Regions from separate parts of the Mus musculus genome. Here regions 1 and 2 are each linked to region 3. Evidence: chromatin loops called from intact Hi-C (ENCODE). Cell type or tissue: heart. All regions are shown on one strand. Each heading gives the region's core, and the rest is flanking DNA. Links, peaks and the distances in the headings are about the cores only.

Evidence for each region. Hi-C counts contacts between places; a loop is a spot of excess contacts. Peaks named below come from ENCODE experiments on the same cell type or tissue, not always from the same donor. Only the 100,000 strongest peaks of a DNase experiment are listed, where the experiment ranks them.
Region 1: it touches region 3 in a loop (2.0-fold over the local background); 8 of 42 quality-filtered maps call a loop at or near these places.
Region 2: it touches region 3 in a loop (3-fold over the local background); 7 of 42 quality-filtered maps call a loop at or near these places.

The regions. Positions count from the first base shown.
Region 1 is chr3:79,588,396-79,594,803 of GRCm38, forward strand. It overlaps Ppid (peptidylprolyl isomerase D (cyclophilin D)), which reads left to right and starts at 2,942. Exons shown (of 10, transcript NM_026352.4): 1 at 2,942-3,162; 2 at 5,215-5,355. The coding sequence starts at 3,078. In heart, for the core only: CTCF peaks have their summits at 3,006 and 3,209; a DNase peak (open chromatin) is centred at 2,996; H3K4me3 peaks cover 2,107 bases; H3K27ac peaks cover 1,730 bases.
Region 2 is chr3:78,955,876-78,962,283 of GRCm38, forward strand. No RefSeq gene overlaps it. Among named protein-coding and RNA genes, the nearest start is that of Gm23440, 21 kb to the right of the region's middle. In heart, for the core only: no CTCF peak of the experiment used is centred there; no DNase peak of the experiment used is centred there.
Region 3 is chr3:79,069,104-79,075,511 of GRCm38, forward strand. It overlaps Rapgef2 (Rap guanine nucleotide exchange factor (GEF) 2), which reads right to left. Exons shown (of 24, transcript NM_001310536.2): 20 at 5,205-5,357; 21 at 887-1,112; 22 at 1-345. Among named protein-coding and RNA genes, the nearest start is that of Gm52609, 16 kb to the left of the region's middle. In heart, for the core only: no CTCF peak of the experiment used is centred there; a DNase peak (open chromatin) is centred at 2,698; H3K4me3 peaks cover 505 bases; H3K27ac peaks cover 727 bases.

The DNA of each region.
Region 1 (6,408 bases), core at 802-5,801, 520 kb after region 3:
GACTGGGGCGGGATGTGTTAATATCACTATTCTGTGCTTAAGAAAAGCAGAAAGAACAAAATACGTATGGTAATGCCCTCAGACAGGGCCCCTCTGTCTAGGTGAAGCCAGATCCTCAGCCTTAGGAGACAGCTCTGCTCTGTCCTCGCTGAGATGTCAGAGCCCCAGTGACCTGCCTGAGCAAGCAGACAGTTGGCGGAGGCAGCAGGTTTGGAGAGGCTGGTCTTCTCAGTAGAGATCTGGTGTTCAGTAATTGCAGAGGCTGGATTCTTAGGGCCAAAGCTTTGGCCTCAGGGGTCAAGAGAGCTTGCTGCTCTTCCAAGAGGACTGGAGTTTGGCTCCTAGTACCTACATAAGCAGGATCACAACCACCTATAATGGTAGCTCAAGGGGAACCAATACCCTCTTCTGGTCCCTGTGGGTCTCTGAATTGACATACACAAACTCAGACACAAGCACATAATTAAAAAAAAAAGTTTGATTCTTCATTTGGTTTGGTTCTAGTAATACGAATTTCATAAAAAGCCACTTACTGTGGAAAAAATCCTAGGTAGCGGGAGAGTAACTTTTACATCAGTTTTCACACCCAGACACTTGTACAACAACAGAATCATCCTGTCCAGTTTCCTTCTTATGAGAATGGAGCCAGCATTCTCAGCTTGCCCCTAGCTTTTCTTCTCTCTCCTCCTTCTTGTGTTTCCTTTTAGGAGAGTTTTTCTACGCATTCCAGACTGCCCTCAGTGATTTCAAGTTAGTAGATTAGAACAACAGCAACGTGTGTGTGTGTGTGTGTGTGTGTATTGTCTGCATGTGTTTGTCTGGATGTGTGTATGAATGTAGAGGGCAGAGTTTGATATTGAGTATGGCAGGTCTCCATCTTATTTTTTGAGATAGGGTCTCTCCTTTAACTTCGAGCACATCGACTGGCCAATTTGCTCCAGGAATCATCTTCCTTAGCACTGGGACCACTGTGTGCCCACCCCACCCAGCCTTTGAGTGGGTGCCAGGGATCCGCCTGCATATTGAGTGAGACATCTTCTCAGACCCCTGAGCACACATTTTAATTAACTTTATCATTGTCATGTGCAAGACAAAATATAAATGACCAGTTTGCTGCCCGGACATGACCAGGATAGAAGATTCCAACTGCTTTGCTGATCTGAACTAATTACTTTCCTGTTGCTGTGATTAAATACCATGAACAAGGCAACTTACAGAAGAGCGAGCTTGTTTGGGTGTTTAGCTCCTGATACTCTTGCCTCTAGTGCGGAGATTATAGGTGCTGGGTACCAACTTGGGCTGGTTAATTTTTTTCCTGGGCTGGTTTATTTATTTATTTTTTAAAGGTAAGGTCTCGTTCTGTAGTACTGACTAACCTGGGACTATCCATCTTCCTGTTTCTACCTCATAAGTGCCACCTGGCCAGTCTTAACAATGTTTTACCTCCTTTTTTGTCTTTTTGGAGTGAGTGCCTCTTTACTTAGCCCAGGCTAACTTGAACTTTGGATTCTCCTGGCATGGAATCAACTACTGGCATAACAGGCCTATGCCAAAGCTACTCGTCCTAAATGTACTTTCTTATTCTTTTTTAAAAATTGCATATTTTCTTTATGTACACTTCAAAATGTTATCCCCTTTCCTGGCTTCTCACTCCCAGAAACTCCCTATCCCACCCCCTCCCCCTGCTTCTATGAGGGTGTTCCTCCACCCACCACTCACTCCCACCCTCAATTCCCCTACATTGGGGCATCTATCCAGCCTTCATAGGATCAAGAACCTCTCCTCCCATTGTTGCCTGACAAGGGCATTCTCTGCTATACATGTAGCCGGAGCTATGTGTACTCCTTGGTTGGTGGCTTAGTGCCTGAGAACTCTGTTGGTTGATATTGTTGTTCTTCCTATGGGGTTGCAAACCCCTTCAGCTCCTTCAATTCTTTCCTTAACTCCTCAATTGGGACCCCCAACCCCCTCAGTCCAATGGTTGACTGTGAGCATCCGCCTCTGTATTTGTAAGGCTCTGGCAGGGCCTCTATATACAGCTATATCAGGCTCCTGTCAGCAAGCATTTCTTGGCATCTACAATAGTGTCAGGATTTGGTGACTGTATATGGGATGAATCCTCAGGTGGGACAGTCTCTGGATGGCCACTTTTTAAATTCTTACTGGCATAGCTCAGGCTGGCCTGGAACTCACATAGATCGTCCTGCTTCTACCTCCTCAGTACTGAATAACCACATTCAACTTTAAGTTGTGTATTTTACACCAAGCCCATTAGAAAAAAAAAAAAAAGACAGACTATTATAGGATATCTAGTTTTAACAGAAGTCAAATAAATCCTCTTTTAGATTCTCAACATCAGCGCATTTGGAGCCTTTGCTTTAGACTGGGTCACTTACAACTTAACGGCCAAATGACAATAACATGGCAATAGTAACTGGACATCTGTTATTTATTAGAAGCCACATGTTTATGTCAGGCATTCTGATAAGTAATTTATGTCTTTAATTTCCAAAACGCCTTCCCTAGGTAGGTAGGCATTAAGAAAAAGAAGGCACCAATTAATTTATGTATGTGCGCTTCTGTGTGCATGCTACGACATACTCGTGGAGATCAGATGGCAACTGGGTGATAACATTCTTTCCTTTCACCTTACGGATCCTGGGGATCAGACTCAGGTCGTGCCGCCTAGCCACCATGTCTGCTCAGAGGAGGCATTTTTATCCCCATTTTACAGACGAGTAAACTAAGTTTCGTTGTAGTTACTGGCATTTCGTGGCAGAGTCGAGGCTAGGATGGTTTCCAAATTCTCCACCCAGCGATGCAGCAAACACCAGGGAACGGCGCACACACTAAAAAGAAACCGACGGCCACTACAGCCACCTAAAGAGAAGCATTAGGGGCCAGGCGCAGAAACCGGAAGGTGAAGGCGCCACCGGAAACCAGAGTACAGCTTCCGGCGGTGCGCAGGAAGTAACTCTTCCGCGCGTTGCCAGGTTATAACGTAGAGGGGCAGTAGAGTTTGCTCCGGTCTCGCGCACGAGGTGCTCGTGTCCCGCTGCCCAGTGCCCGCAGTGAAGATGTCCCACGCATCCCCGGCAGCCAAGCCCTCCAACTCCAAGAACCCGCGAGTCTTCTTTGACGTGGACATCGGCGGGGAGCGAGGTGAGCGGCGCGAACGGCTCAGCGGTTCCCTCGCCCGGGGCCTCCCTGCTGCGGTTCTCCTTGGCCCGCTGGCTGTTCGGCGGCTCGGGGCCTGGGATCCGGAGGGGGATAGCAGCCTAGGTCCCAGACGGAGCGAGCCCTGGCCTCCACGAGTCCAGATTGCGCCCTCTCCCTTCCGGTGGAAGTTTCTGGAAATTTCTACTTCTACTTTAGGGATCGTGGCGTCCCTATCGTTTGTCTCTTTTTGATCGCACTTCCCTGCAACCTTTGCATCACTACTTACTATAAAGTGAAATGATTTGACGAGTAGTGGTGGATAGTTCGGTATGCTTCCTGGATATGTGCCTGGGGGGCTCAAGACACGCCACGTGCCTCTTGGTACACGAACTACATTGGGAGCTACCAGATCATTTTCAAATTAGAGTGACTTTCGTGCTTAGTGCTTTTTCCTTATTACTGATTATAGTAGCAGTTTAAGTAGGCGATCGTTTGTGCTGTTTTGGCATCATGGAATTGAGCACTATGTCTGTATGGTTACCTAGGATTCAGAGCTAAGAAGCCCTAAGCCAGTGGCTTAACCGGTGGGTGGAGGAAACTCCTTGGAGGGTGGGTTGTTAAACGACCATTTCACCGAGTTGCATATCAGATATTTTCATTACTAATCGTAACAGTAGCAAACTTACAGTTATGATGAGGAACTATATTAAAGGGTGGAAGCATTAAGAAGGTTGAGAAACACTGTCATAAGCCCTCGTGTTGCTTTGTAACTCAATTGGGCTTTTCTGAAGCATGTTAGAGTTGTAGGCCAGACCTGCTGGGATGGGTACACACACGGGTATATATGCATTCACTTTGTTTTGTAACAGATTTTATTGTTAACTGTCTCTTGGATTCTTGAGAAGGGAACTGTTTCAGAGGTTACAAAAGGCAGTTTCCATAGAACACAGAGTGGACTATGTCTTCTGTTAGTTACTTAGCGATTAGAAATTCTGAGTGCAGGGCCCCTGAGATAGGTCAGCAGGTAAAGGTGTCTGCCACCAACCCTGAATCCCAGCGATTGTCCCATGATCTCCACACTACATGCCTCAGCCTCACACATAAAATAAAATTTTTTTAAAAATATTTTTTAAGGATTTATTTATGATTATATCTAAGTACACTGTAGCTGTCTTCAGATGCCTTCAGAAGAGGACATCAGATCTCATTTCAGATGGTTGTGAGCCACCATGTGGTTGCTGGGGTTTGAACTCAGGACCTTCGGAAGAGCAGTCAGTGCTCTTAACCACTGAGCCATCTCTCCAGCCCAGAATAAAAAAATTTAAAAGTCTGAATATTATTTAAGTGATTTAGGGTTTTAAATCCTTTGTACATTAAACCATGTTGTGCTTCCTAGGCAGCTAATCGCCTGGATGCTGTAATTAGTTATAATCTTGTGTTGTTTCAAGTTTAGATCTACGAAGCTTTCCTTAGACTAAATAGGAATCGTAGAAAAATGACAATGAGATGACAGTGACACGGATCTGACAGTTCCGTGTTTGGGCTTATTTTCAAGGGAGATGAAGTTTGTATGCATACCCGAGGCACTGCAGCGTTATTCACAGTAGCCAACACACACAGCACCAATCTAGTGTCTGTCAAAGCATGAGAACATACACCGTGCTGTATACACAGTAGAATATAACACTGGCCTTTAAAAGAGGGAAATCTTATTTATAACTTTGTAGTTAACTCTAGAGGATAGTATGGTGCATGAAATAACCTACAATAGGCTCTCACGTTTGTGGACTCTTTAAAAAGTTGAACTTAGAGAAGTAGCATGATAGGTACCATAGCCTGGGAAGATGGCAGTTAAAGGATGCACAATTTCATTTAAAGAGTGGTAAGCGCAGAAGATCTGTCCACAGCATTGTGACTCCAGTTAGTGACGTGGTTAAAGAGAACTGAATGACACGTTGGATGAGGTGTTAGCCACTGGTTGTGTAATTCGTTATCTCCGTTTGGTTTGCCTGTTCAGTTTGCACACTGACAAGATGTCCTTTTCTTTTCCTTCAGTTGGCCGAATTGTTTTAGAATTGTTTGCAGATATTGTTCCCAAAACTGCAGAAAATTTTCGTGCGTTGTGTACAGGAGAAAAAGGAACTGGGTCCACGACCGGGAAGCCTCTCCATTTTAAAGGATGCCCTTTCCACCGAAGTACGTATACAAACTTCCTCTGTCCAAATAGCTTGATATGTATATTAGTCCTGCTCTTAAGAAGGGACGGCGAGTGTTAATTTCTTTTTTTCTTTTTTTGAGACAGGGTTTCTCTGTAGCCCTGGCTGTCCTGGAACTCACTTTGTCCACCAGGCTGGGATTAAACTCAGAAGTCCGCCTGCCTCTGCCCCCCAAGTACTGGGGTTAAAGGCGTGGGCCACCACGCCCAGCTCAGAGTGTTAATTTCTTGAAGGATACTTAGACAAAGTGGTAGCTCAGTGTCATAAGGGCTTGGTGGTATGCCGTAGGATTGATGGTCGGAGTGGACTATAGTTTATCTCATATCATCTGTCTTGTAACTCTCTTCTTCAAACCATTTCATTGGTAAAGAAAAGGCATGGCAGATAAATAAGCTGATTTTAGGTCATTTGACAGGCTGGGCAGAATGTTTGAGAAGTATTTGACATTTGGTGTCCAGAACACCTTGGTAATGTGTGATTAAACTATTACTTCATACAAATTACTTGTCTGCTATCCTAGGGGTCTGTGGGCTCAGCGGAGCTCGGGAGCCACACACACTCACCATTCTGTTTTCTCAGCTAATGACAGTCTAAGTAAGCACAGTAAATATGTCTGAATAAACAAGTACGTGACAGTGTCAGCAACTTTCCTGTATTGCAGGGGAGTGAACCCAGGGTGTCACTATACCCTGATTTACACACCTAGTCCGCTGGTTCGGTTTTCTTAAAAATACTGTTAAGAAAAATGAGCCAAGTGTTGATTGTGCACACCTTTAATCCTGGCACTCAGAAGGCAGAGGCAGATGGATCTCTTGAGTTCCAAGACAGCCAGGACTGTTACACAGAGAAACCCTGTTTTGAAAAACACCAAAAAAAAAAAAAAAAAGAGAGAGAGAGAGAGAGAAATATGAGCACTGATTTTTAAAATGTTTTAAACTTGACTTCACTTTTGTATTTAATAATGTATAAATGTATGCTCACAAAAATGTATCTAGAAAAGTTAACATGGGAAGGGAGGGAAGGGAAGATGATA
Region 2 (6,408 bases), core at 879-5,878, 110 kb before region 3:
AAACACTGCTGTTCACTGTCCTAGCAGGTATCAGGCGGTATCTCATTGTGGCTTTTACGTACATATTCCTAATATACACATGGCATTAAGTGCTTTTTTATGAACCTGATTGATGTTTCTTGTATCTTTTTTTTTCAAGAACTCTCTATTCCTATCCCTTTCCAACTTTTAATTAAATTATTTTCTTGCAGTTTGGATTCTTTAGACATTTTGAATACTAATCACTTATGAGATGTATAGCTTACAACTATCTTCTCACACTCCTTGTCTCTTCACCTTATGACTTATTTACTATATGAGCTTTCCAGCTTGATACAATACAATGGTCGGCTCTACACTGCCTAGATCAATGGCACAGTTCCACTCTATCTTAGTTACGGTTTCTATTGGAAAACACCATGACCAAAAGCAACTTGGGAGGAAAGGGTTTATTTTACCTTACAGCTTGTAATTCATCATCCAGGAATATCTGGGCAGGAATCTGGAGTCAGGAGCTGATGCAGAGAAATGGGAAATGCCGCCCACTGGATTGCTCCTATGGTTTGCTCAGCCTGAGTTTTTTTATAACACCCAGGACCACCAGCCCAGAGGTAGCACCACCCACAATGGACAGCGTTCTTCCACATTGTCACTGATTTTCAAATGTCCTACAGACAGCCTGTCTTCTAGTTTTTGTGGTTTCAAATCTATATTGATATTTTAATTATTCTGAGTTAATTTTTGTTAGCAGCATAAAGATCCTACTTCATCCTTCTACATACAGTTCCCCAGTTTCCCAATCCCGCCCTTACTGAAGAGACTCATTCCATCTAACTACTTCAAAGGTCCTCGGAGGGTGGCACTGATCTATGTGTCTGTCTGTATGACGGCAGCACTCAGTCTTCATTACACAGACTTCATATTTTGAAACCAATGAGCATGAAATCGCCAGCTTTGTTCTTTTTGTTCAAAAACAAAACAACTCTGGCCCTTTTGGGACTCCATACAAGTTTTGGTATTGTTTTTCTTATGTCTAGGAGACGATGTTGGGATTTTAATAGATTGTGTTGAATTTGTAGATCACTCTGGGTAGGCAATATCCGTCCTTTAAAGCTGTGGACATAGAATAACTCTCTTATTTTCTCATTGGTGCCTTATGACCTCGGACACAAAGTTCTGACTAACTTTATCCCTAAACATTTCACTAATTTATTTACTTGTTTATTTTGCTATTATTAACGGAGATATTTTTCTTTCCTTCTCAGCTTATTATCAATGAATAAAAATTCCACTGATTTTTGTACCCTACAAATTTCCTGGGTTAGGTAATTTATGTTTTCCAGTTTTTTCATGGGGACTTCTACACATAAGATTGTGCCCTCATTAAACAACTTAACTTCCTCCTTTCCTTTTTACCTTTCATCTCTTTCCTAATTGGTCTACCTAGAACTTTTAGTACTGTTTTGAGAAGGGGGACAGTGGGCATCTTCACTTTGTCCCTTTTCTTAGTTCCTATAAGGCTGTTTAGGGCTTGTTGCTGAGCTGGGGGAGGTCTTTATATATTCCTAGTTCTCAATGCCGATAAGAATTCTGTTTGCAAATCCTGTCTTCCACCCATGATTACCTTGATACTCTGTTTATAATATTTTCTGGTGTGCATACATTTTCAATTTTAAGCCCAATTTACCTTACATCTTCTTCCATAATCATTCATAATTCCCCTGTCATGTTCTGGAAGTCACTGCTAAAACCAGCATCAAGGAATGAGCATATTGGTTGTACTGTGGTGAGCAGAACTCAAAGCCAATGGCAAAGGCTTTATCCCCATGGCTTTTTCCTAACTGTTTTATAGTTTCAAATTTTTGTCTCTGACTCATTACAACTTAATTTTTATATGTGATATAAAATAAAGGTTCATCTTTATGTGTGGATCTGTAACTATTTTCTCAACATCACTGTCATGGTTTGTATATGCTTGGCCCAGGGAGTGGCACTATTTGGAGGTGTGACCTCATTGGAGTAGGTGTGACCCTGTGGGTGTGGGCTTTAAGACCCTCATCCCAGCTTCCTAAAGCCAGTCTTCTCCTGTTTGCCTTTGTAACAAGACGTAGAACTCTCTGATCCACCTGTGTCAAGCCTGCCTGGACACTGCCATACTCCAGCCCTGATAATAATGGACTGAATCTCTGAACCTGTAAGCCAGCCCCAATTAAATGTTGTCCTTATAAGAGTTGCCTTGAACATGGTGTCTGTTCATAGCACTAAAACCCTAAGGCAATCACTTATTGAAAAGGTTGGGTTTTACACACTTACTAAGACTTTGACATGTTTTCTTAAGGCCCTGGTACTTTTGTTCCACTGTGATAAATTACAAGCAAGCTCCCTGCCCTTGCTTGCATGTCTTTACTCTGAAATTGCTAGTAGTGAATAAGGAAGCTGTTTTGACCTTCAAATGTCTCAAATTTGTGAACTTGGGTGGGTTATGCAGCTTTTTGGGACTCAGTTTTCTCATCTTGTAAATGGATAAGTGGCACCCATCTTGTATTTAGAGAATCACATTACAGAGTACATAATTAGTTGGGCTCAGTTCCTGACATTATCAGCTCCCATATGCTCAAGAAGCAATGAACCCCAGCCCTGCCCAGGCAGGGCCATAAGACAATCATACACTACAGAGCCTCCTTCTTGGACACAGGGAAATGCAACTGTAAAGACCAGGGATTAGTTTATATACTGCAGAAAAAAAATGTTTCTACAACCTTGCCCCTGACTTGTCTCATAGAAACTTAGTGTGACTCGCCCTCTCCCTGTCCCTTCAGCTCCTAAGTGACCCTGCATCAGTCCCAGAATGTATGAGAGGTTTGTTTGTTTGGGTTGGGGGGGAGTGGTGTTTGTTGTTTGTTTGTTTGTTTGTTTTGTTATCATTACTTGTACTCCACACCATCAAACAGCTTCCTGTTCATTGAGCCTTCGCTGTTTCACAAATACTAAACTCCAGAAACCAATGTCCTCTTGTGCATCTCAAGAACAGGCCTGGACACATGGTCTTGTAGATGGGGGGAACAACCCAGCATCCCTGGAGTCAACTTTATTTAAGGCAATTCAGACATTGCTGAGGCAGGGCAATGTCTCCTGTTGAACACTAGAGGGTAGTCTTTACCTTTCTGTGCAAAGTGCTTAGCCAGCAACCATGGATTTTCAAACCTGACATCACAGAGAAACACCATGCACATGCATGCCAAATCTACATCACTTACACAACAATTCTACACAACTAACATATATTTATATGTATCTGTGTGCAAGAAACAAACAATACCCATTAATACAAGCAAGCACAGAGATGTACAAACACACACATAGCCAAAGACATAAAAGTAAACACATTCTACAGACACTTAACTCACATCTGTACTCTGGGATGCTGTTTTTTACAACAAGGGACTGGAAGTCTGAGAGCTCATATATTCTGCATCATAATAGATCATAAAGTCAAGCCTCAAGTAAGACCGCATTGTTACAGAAACCATTATTACAGAAAAGCAAAATTATTACTTATCTTTATCCTAGCCATCTGAAGAGTACAACCAGCAAGCATGACTAATGCCAACATTAACAGACCAATAAATACATACTGGTTTTGCCAATGCAGTGTGAATTAAAGAGATGGTAGCAAATGAAACTCTAGTTTACACTTGAGCCCACTAAAAACAAAATTATATTTTCTTAACCAATGTTGTATAGCAGTGTCCTCTGAGGAAAAAACCCTACATCTTGGAGGAAAGCTTCTTAAGATATGAGATGCTTTCAAGGGAGAGAAACATTCTGTCCTGCAGATAAGCTTCTTGATCCAAGAAGTAAATAAGGTAAAGACTTCCAGGAAGTTCCTGAAACTGAACAGATTCACTGGCAGGTCTCTCATAAGCAGTAAGGATTGTTGAGAGACACTCTCGGAGAACCTGAGCTGCCTGGAAAGAGGCTCAGATCAGTTTATCTGCCTAAAAGAGACACTCCCCAGCCTGTTGAGCTGCCTGTAAGATGATCAGTGTTCCCCAGGTTTCTAGCTTTTGTGAGTGGTCACTCATGCTGGGCTGGGCTAGATGCAGCTTTGTTTACATCATTTCTGCTCCTATAAATAACCCTTTACCCATATTCCTATAACTAACATAAATAAAACCCACTGGCTCACCAAGCTGGACTTTGGTAGTATCCATATTTTGATATATCATCTGTTCCTTACCCATCATCAGTTCATGTCTCCCAGGAAAAGTGATATACAAAAACCAAAAATAATTTATGAGTACTTGAATGCAGATGGGGAAAGAAGACAGAACATTTTGCCTGTCCAGAGAATTGTCCAGAACACTTCTTTTAGGAACCCATCCACTTAGAATCCTCCTGCCTCTGCCTCTTCAGCGTATCCTATCAGTGGACCATCACAACGAGCAGAAACAAACAGCTCACAGTGGAGGCTCAGGGATATTTTGGAAGAACTAGCAGAGAGATTGTGAGACCAGAGAGTTTTCTCTGAGTGGTGTCTCCTAGGAATGAATGGCAGAAGCTCTGCCCATAAAATCCATCAATATGGCTGCCTAACCCTGAGCTGAACAAGAACCAAATCAACAGATAATGCCAAAGTAGATGGGGAAAGCCCAGAAGACCTCAACCCTACACAAAGTTCTACAGACAACTAAGGACCACTTGGAGTGGGAGAAACAGTCTTCCTCAGAGAGAGCACAATGATTGGTTGTTCAAATCCAAATCGCATTGAAAATGTACACAAATAATACCGAGTAGGATGTGCTTATTTATTTAAGTGAGGAGAGAGAGCTATTAATCAATTAATGGAGAATAGATGCCATGAGTTTGAAAGAGAGCAAGAAGGGGTGTGTGGGAGGGTTTGGAGGGAAGAAAGGGAAGGGAGAAAGATATGATGTAATATAGTTATATTATAATCTCAAAAAATAAAAGATAACATTACAAGCCTGACTTTCACCATAATGGCTGGTGTATAAACCAACCCAATATTCATGACACTTGGCGGTAGGCAGGAGATGTCCCTCTCCTCCCACTAAAGAAAGCAATTTTGATCCGAGACACCTGCGAACATGTTGTGCTACAGGGCAGAGGGGAATTGAGAAGCATGGCTAACATAGCAGTTGTCAGCCTTAAAGGTGGTAGATGACCCTGGAGTGCTGAGACAGGCTTAGGACCATCACAGTGTAACATAATTCAAACCTACAAGGAATAGAATGGAAGGTTTGATCTAGATAAGGATTGTGGTATTGAGCCCCTCTGTATTGGAACAGATCTGCTTAGTAGGGCTTCTCATGCAGACCTTAGACGGGCACAGGGGAGAAGCTAACTGGCAAGGAACATCCAGCACTCATGAAAACCTCAACTTGATTCCTAGTAAGGAAAAACAGTTCTTAGACCCCTTAAGGTCTTGAGCAACAAGGGAAGGAGCCTGGAATCAAAGACTGTCCAGAGAGCAAATGGGGCATGCCACAACACTGCAGCCCCTCACAGCTACTTCTCGATGGGAAAAGGCAGGGTTGTTCTCTGAAAGCTGAAACGAGCCCAAGATCTATCCCTTCGCTTCGTTCCTCATGCACTCATGTGTGCAGTATCGTATCTTGCTATTTTTCGAAATATGTGGAAAGAAGCCAAAGAATATTAAAGAGAATTCTGCAGAGAGGAAATGCAAAAGACTTTTACCCTTGGGGGGAAAAAATCCCTTGTGTGATGCAACCTTCCAAGATGACTCCATATTTCCTACATACATTTCTTGATGTATAGCACCTGAGTGTTGTCCTAGAGAATTCTCCCTAGAGAATGAGAACCAAGATTTGATGGGCTAGCCAGTCCCTTAATTAGGTCACATTGTAACACAGAGGTGGTAGGAAAGCCTGGCCTAGAGGCAGGGCTGTAACCTCTGCAATGGGGAGGCTGAGGAGAAAGACAGAAAGCTTGAGAGCTCAAGAAGAGCCTGGGCTACATAATCAGATGCTGTGTTTTAAACCCAAGTCTGGAAAGGTATGTCAGAGGTCGAGATTTACTGACATGCCCAAGCCTTACTCCCACCCTGCTCTAAACCAGAACCACGGAAGAAAGGATAATTGTTCTGTTGATCACTCTATGTCATTCAGGATTGCAGTTTATCAGACTGAGATAAGAGTCTCCCGTTGTCTTAGAGCACACACACTGCATGCTGTGTGGTACATGATACACATGTCAGTAAACGGTTACTGTTATGAAATATAAGGCAGGCGACAGGCAGGGGTAAGGGGGTACCTCGGAGACCCGTGCCAAGTTGTCCCCCGGAAAAGTCACAGCATGAGGCAGACCTGATATAAGGAGGTCTATTTGGGGAAGGGAGGAAAACGAGGGCCTGGAAAGGGGTTAGAAGCAGACAGAGCCACGATGCAG
Region 3 (6,408 bases), core at 606-5,605:
TCAAGACTCTCTCTACTTTGATTCTGTCTGTTATATTTTGTGCTATGATCAGAAAACATCATTTGGTCCATATGGCCACCGGAGGCCCATATACTTGCAGCATCCCCTGAATAGTCAAAGTGAGTGTGCCCAAATGGCAGTGTTTCCCAGCTTCTCTGGTGCTGAATGGTCTGTATGTTGTCATGGGAACCACTTGAGCATGATGTCCAGCTCCCACGACCGCTGTCAGCAGCATCGAGGGAAGCACGGTCCCCTTGGTCATGGGAAAGCTCCTCTGTGCTAGGAGAAGAGATGACCGTCGCTGCGGCATACAGGCCTCGGCTTTCAGACACTGGGGCATACGACCTATCCAGCAAAACACAGGAAAGGAAGATGTGAGGCTGTTAAACAAACACCCTTGTGCTGATGACAAGCTCTTGGTTTGAAGTCTAGGCTGGCCTTCAACTCATGAACCTCTTCCTCAGCCTAAGTGTTAGGATGATAGACATGAGCTGCCATGCCTATACAAATCTTTCCCCTTAGAAAGGCAGCTTTCTTCCACCCTAGAGAGGAAGAAAGTACTCTTGAATGGGATCAGAGATCTGCCATATTGCTCATTCATCTTACAAAGCAAACATGGGGAGGGAAGGACAGCCTGCTACAAAGAAGGGGCACTTACACTTTCCTTACAAGGTTCAGGGTGGCAGAATATACTCTGGTTACCCATGGAAGGCAGATCAGACAGAGACTGGACTGTGTCTACTACTGCTGCAGTCTTCCTCCAGAAGAAGGAAGGCCACAAGGAGTAAACACATTACAAAAGCAGACTGCACAACAAAAATAGCACGGCACTTACTCACAGACCCACAGAGAGAGACAGGAAAGATCGCAAGGAACAGACGCTTACCCTAAGCTGTATTGATCAGGCTCCATCAGGGTCCGCCGCTCCATCCTGCCCACACCTAGGTTGCTCTCCACAATGCTGACAGAATGCCTCTGGCGCCGTTCATCATGCAGAGAGACTGGCACCGAGTCAAAAGAAGAATTGCTGACAATACTGGATCGTGAAGAAATCTCACTGTGACCTGAATCTGAGAAATTATCCACGGTGCCACTGAGAGCCAGTGCATAACCTGAGTGAGAAAGGTAAATGTAGTAGTTAGATATTTTAAGCTTCAAAAACTAAACAGGTCCACCAAATGGGCAAAAACTGTAAGTTGACAATGAAATGGGGGTTTATTCAAGAAGGTATAAATACCTGAAGACTAAGAGATTCAAATTTTACTCTAATAAAGTGTAAGTTACTTATTCAATGGTGAGAAAAGTATCTATTGTTACGCACTCTTGGTAAAGATGAAGAAACTATGACGTGTCTCAACTACTCTTGCTTCCTTAGCTACAAACACACTGCTTAGTAAAGACTCAGCTGAGAACAGCTCAATGACTGAGCACTTGTCTGGCTTGTCTGAGGCATCAATTGCAATCTTAGCAGAGTAAGACAACACAAACAAAACTGGAAGCAAAACCTCCCACAACCAAACTCCATCAAGAAGAACCCATCAGTTTTAGAAGTATGGACCCAACTCTCAAACTGCTGACAGCAAGTGTCTTATTTTCTTTTTTTATTTTTCAAGATAGGGTTTCTCTGTATAGCCCTGGCTGTTCTAGAACTGGCTCTGTAGACCATTGGACTCAGATCCACCTGCCTCTGCCTCCCTAGTGCTGGGATTAAAGGTGTGCGCCACTGTGCCTGTCTGAGTGTCTTACTTTCAACAGATGTCAACAGATGTTTTGACTTTTCGAGAATGTCACCAAAGTCCACTAGGAAGTAGCCACACATTCTTTAGAGTTTAAGTGGAGACACGAATACAAGGATAAGACACGAAGAAGGTACTTTTGGATTCCTGTCATCTATTTTCTCAACATTAATATTGTATTAGCTGAATGACCTACAAGATAGCTGTTTTGAAGGATGTAGCATGCATTTCCTCAGCCCTGCTCTGGCTCAATACATGTTCATTTCCTGTCCTGAGAGGCTTCTTTGAAAGTCACAAGGTTCAGGGGGAGGGGGAACTTGCTGTGACAATTTTATATATTTAAATGAAAAATCCCTCAATCTTTCTTAGCACTCAATTTTTAAATTTCCATCATAATATAAGGCTGATAAACAGACATAATCACGTACAATGTAAATTTCTCCTTTTAGCCCAGGTTGGGGTCTACTAATCTTTCTGTTGCAGCTACCTCAATGCTGGGGTTAGGGTTGCACTACCTCACCTATTATAGTGTAATTTTCCCAAAGCCACTTACAAAACAAAAACAACAACAACAAAACTGGAGAGCACCTGAAGGTTAAATTCTGTCCCGTCAGTCCACACGGACCCTGATCTATATTTATTTCAAAGGCTAAGCAGGTCTTGATAAGGTTTAACATGGTTATTTATGGTCTGTCTTTTTATAAATCACACTGCAAGTTCCAACAGGCAATCTCTCCTCACAAAGTTTGCCCCATGCCTGATGCCTGGAAGGGTTCTCCCATTTTCTTAGCTAACAAGTCAACTAGCTTTCCCAGCAGGCTTGGTTCTATAAGCCCCACCCATCCTAGAACTTCTGGGAACACTGTTATTCTTGCTCCTGTTCTCAGTTCAAACAGAAAACTGCCAGGAGCCAGCAGACCTTAGCTGACTTCCACTGCAAGAGGAACGAAAAGAACTCCCGCGCACTCAGTGAGCTCTGGAGCCGCTGCACACAGACATACAGGAAGCTATGGTTAGACTGACTCCGCTCTGCTGCTAAACTCTGTCAGGAAAACAATCTCCTTTACTACTGCTGGACCACACATGCAATCGAAAGGCCAGGGGAGGGACGGGGGAGGGAGGGGGGAGGGAGGGGGAGGGAGGGGGGAGGGAGGGAGGGGCAACACTGGAAACTGTGGAAAGAAATTACCAGCTACTTTAATCTGAAAGAATATCAACCTAAGAACAGATGCAGTCTCTTGAAAACAAGAAAGACAGTCAAGACTCGTATTTGTATCATGAAAAATAAGGAACATTAATTGTTCACATTTACAAGGCTTCTTTTATATATTACTGTGGCATAAATTTCTATTTAAGTAGAAAAAAATATAAAAACAATTCTCCCTACACTTACAATCAGTAAAAAAGGGGGGGTGTACATATATGGCAGGCAGGTGGTGGACACTGGGGAAATTGCAGTCAGGCTGTATATAAGAAAATAAATGAATGAATGAATGAATGAATGAATGAAACCTATTTTTAAAAGTTTGCCAGCAATGGTGGCACATGACTGTTAATCTAGGACTCAGGAGGCAGAGACAGGGGGATTGCTGCAAGTCTGGGGCCAGACTGTTCTATATACATGGTTAGTTCTGGACCAGGCGGAGCTCATAAGATTTTTTTTTCTTTTTAAATAAAAAAAAAAAAAACAAAAAACACAAAATATTTCCTACTCAAAAACCAAAGTTTTAAAAAGTTATATAAGTAAATGCTGTCTATATCTAAAAGAACTATCAGGGAGAGGGCTGAACTCAGTTAACTCAAGAGTATAGTGTGGCACAGTGAAGCCTGGACAGTTAACCAGAAAGGATGTCTGTGAGGAGTCAGAAACTGAGGGAGAACACCACTGACTGTGTGCCCACCTGTGCTGCCGCCTGCTCAAGCATCAACCAGAGTCAGCAGAACAAGGACCAAAGTGTGGCAAAGGACACCAGAAGACAGACTATGGGGACAACAGAAGTATGAAAAGGGACTTAGAAGCTGAGGCATCTTAGCACCCCATGCCAGCTACTGCTCAGAGCACTATCACAGCTGATCTTAAACTGTATTTTGGAGTCATGGTGACACCCATATCACAGTATTGCATAAAAAGACATGAAGATCAATGGAACAAAGGGGGGGGGTGCAGAAACAAACCTGAGTTTTGACAAAAGTGTTTAAAACATATGCCAGGGATGTGAAGGACAAAACAGACATTTTGGTGTCTCCATTTACAGAGAATGAAATTAGGTCCCCATCTCTCATCCTATGCAAAGGTATATCCCAAGTACATCAAAAACCTCAATTTAATTCCTAAAGTAATTAAACTGCTTGAGGAAACTAATTCAAGATATAGGTCCAGGCTAGTATTCAAATAGCACCCGAAACAGTTCCAAGAACTGACAAACGGGATTATCAACTTCCCATAACAATAAAAACTAGCCACTGAGTGAACACAGCCAACAGAATGGGAGACAACCTCTGCCAATTCTATCTCAGACAAGTGTTGATATCTAGACTACATATAAAACTGGAAAAATGAAGCACCTCAAACCACAATGGCCACCAATAAACAAGCCATTCGGCTGAAAAAAAAAGTCCTCAAAAGGAAGAAACACACAGACCAAGTAACAAGTTTAAATTCCAGCATTCTTAGCCATCAGGGAGATACCGAGGCACCACTGTCAGAACGTCATTGAGAAAACCAGTGAGAACAAAGGCTAGTGAGCGTGGGGGGAAGGAGGGTCCCTCTTCACGGCCCTGGGGAATGTCAACTGTGCAGTCACCATGAAAATCAGTGTAGAGGTTCCTTAATAAATTAAACCAGAATTATCAATAACCCAGCTATACTCCTCCTAGCAAATATGCATGACTCCAACCTACAGGATATATGCATATGCATATCTACTGGAGCTCCATCCACAGTGCCAAGGATACGAAAGGCTAGATGCCCAGCAGAGGGGTAGCCAAGGAAATACGGTGCACATACACACTGACGTTTAAATCAGCCATAAAGAAAAATAAAACTATGACAAAAATCAGGAAACGGATGGAATTAGAAAATACTATCCTTGGCGAGAAAACCGAAGTTCAGAAAGACAAATGAATGAGTATTTCTTCCAGTGTGTGGCCCCGATCCTCTAATCTCTAAGGCTCATGCCTGCGGTTTGGCTGTAAGAAAACAGATAATCCGTCTGTCCTTCCCTGCGCTGTCAGCAGTCTTTCTAGCACACTAGTTGTAACACTAGCACCTGTCTTTTGACAGTTAAGGGGAACCACAATGTTAAAACTAGCATCATCTTTCCAAATGTATAACCAGATGAGGAAAATCCACTGTCACATGCCATCAGATCCTTTGCATAGAGCAGTGAAACTTCCACAGTGAACCTCTGTGGGATCCTCTGGACTAATGTGTGGACCTGCGCAGGGACAGCAGTCAGTGAGCCCTACCTTTCCTTGGAGAGCTCTGAGGTGAGGTGGGGGGCGATGAGAGCTGAGAGGACGCATTTGATATTGTATCTTCTGCTTGCTTCCTGTGACGCTCCAAACTCCCTTCTTCAGACAAGGACAGGATTTTCTTCAAAGCTTGTGGAGAGTTTATGCCTATAAAAAAAAACCCCAAAAACCAAAATAATTCAGGGACCCATTTAGAGAATGAAAAGGACTAAGGGTGTGGCTCAGTGACAGACACTTGCCCAACACACACAGGCTTTCCTATAAACAAGCAAACAAAGAGTGAAGAAGGAAAGACTAAATAGCAAAAATCCTTTTTTTGTGTCAATATTCAGCATTGCCAGTTTCAATCTATTTCTGACCTAAATGATCTGCATGCTCTTCTGGTGTACGAAGCATGGGACAGTTTCTGACTGGTTATCCATCAGAGCACTTGAAACCCTGCTTTTGATGTGTTCCTTGGATGTGAACTCCAGCCATCATAGTTACTCAGCTGTGTCTTACTAAGCAACGGTGGGGAAAAAGCTAGAGAACTGGACGTTTGAATCAAAGATGAAGGCAGACATCCTATTTCAATTCCAGTTAAGCCTCAAGTCTGAGTTAGGAAAAAGACATTTCAGTATTTTGGGAAATGTTGGTCCTGAGGAAGAAGACCATGGATGGAGGGTGGGTGTTGGTGGGAGGAGGAGAGACAAAGTAAAGGGACTAGAGTTAACAGGAAGTTTCCGTGGTTACACGGAAAGTCAATGAAAGGGCTCTAAGGCAGCCATATCATTAATATTTGATGAAATAAAGGGAGGGAGAAGAAGGCAGGAGACAGCTAGTCTTCTGTGGAGTTACTCCAGAGCCCAGGAGAGGTTTCTGAAGGGGTGGGTGGAGCCAGCACCAACATAGGAGCACAGAAGGAAGATGGAGGAAACTGAATCCCATGACAATACAGTGAAATAAGGAAGTCGCATTAGAAATGCTTTACAGATTCATTATTTTCAAGCTGCTTTTGAACAATCAAGACATTTCTGGAAAGGCATAGTAGCCTAAAACTATCTTGAGTCAGGGCTGGTTTTAATGGTCATAGACTTAATAGACCCATTAGAAAGGAGCTGACAGAATCTAACCCTTCAATGATCCTCTATTAGGCTTGACACTGTTTTATTTTTGCTTGTTTTGAAACAGGGTCTCACATATCTCAGGCTGGCCTGGA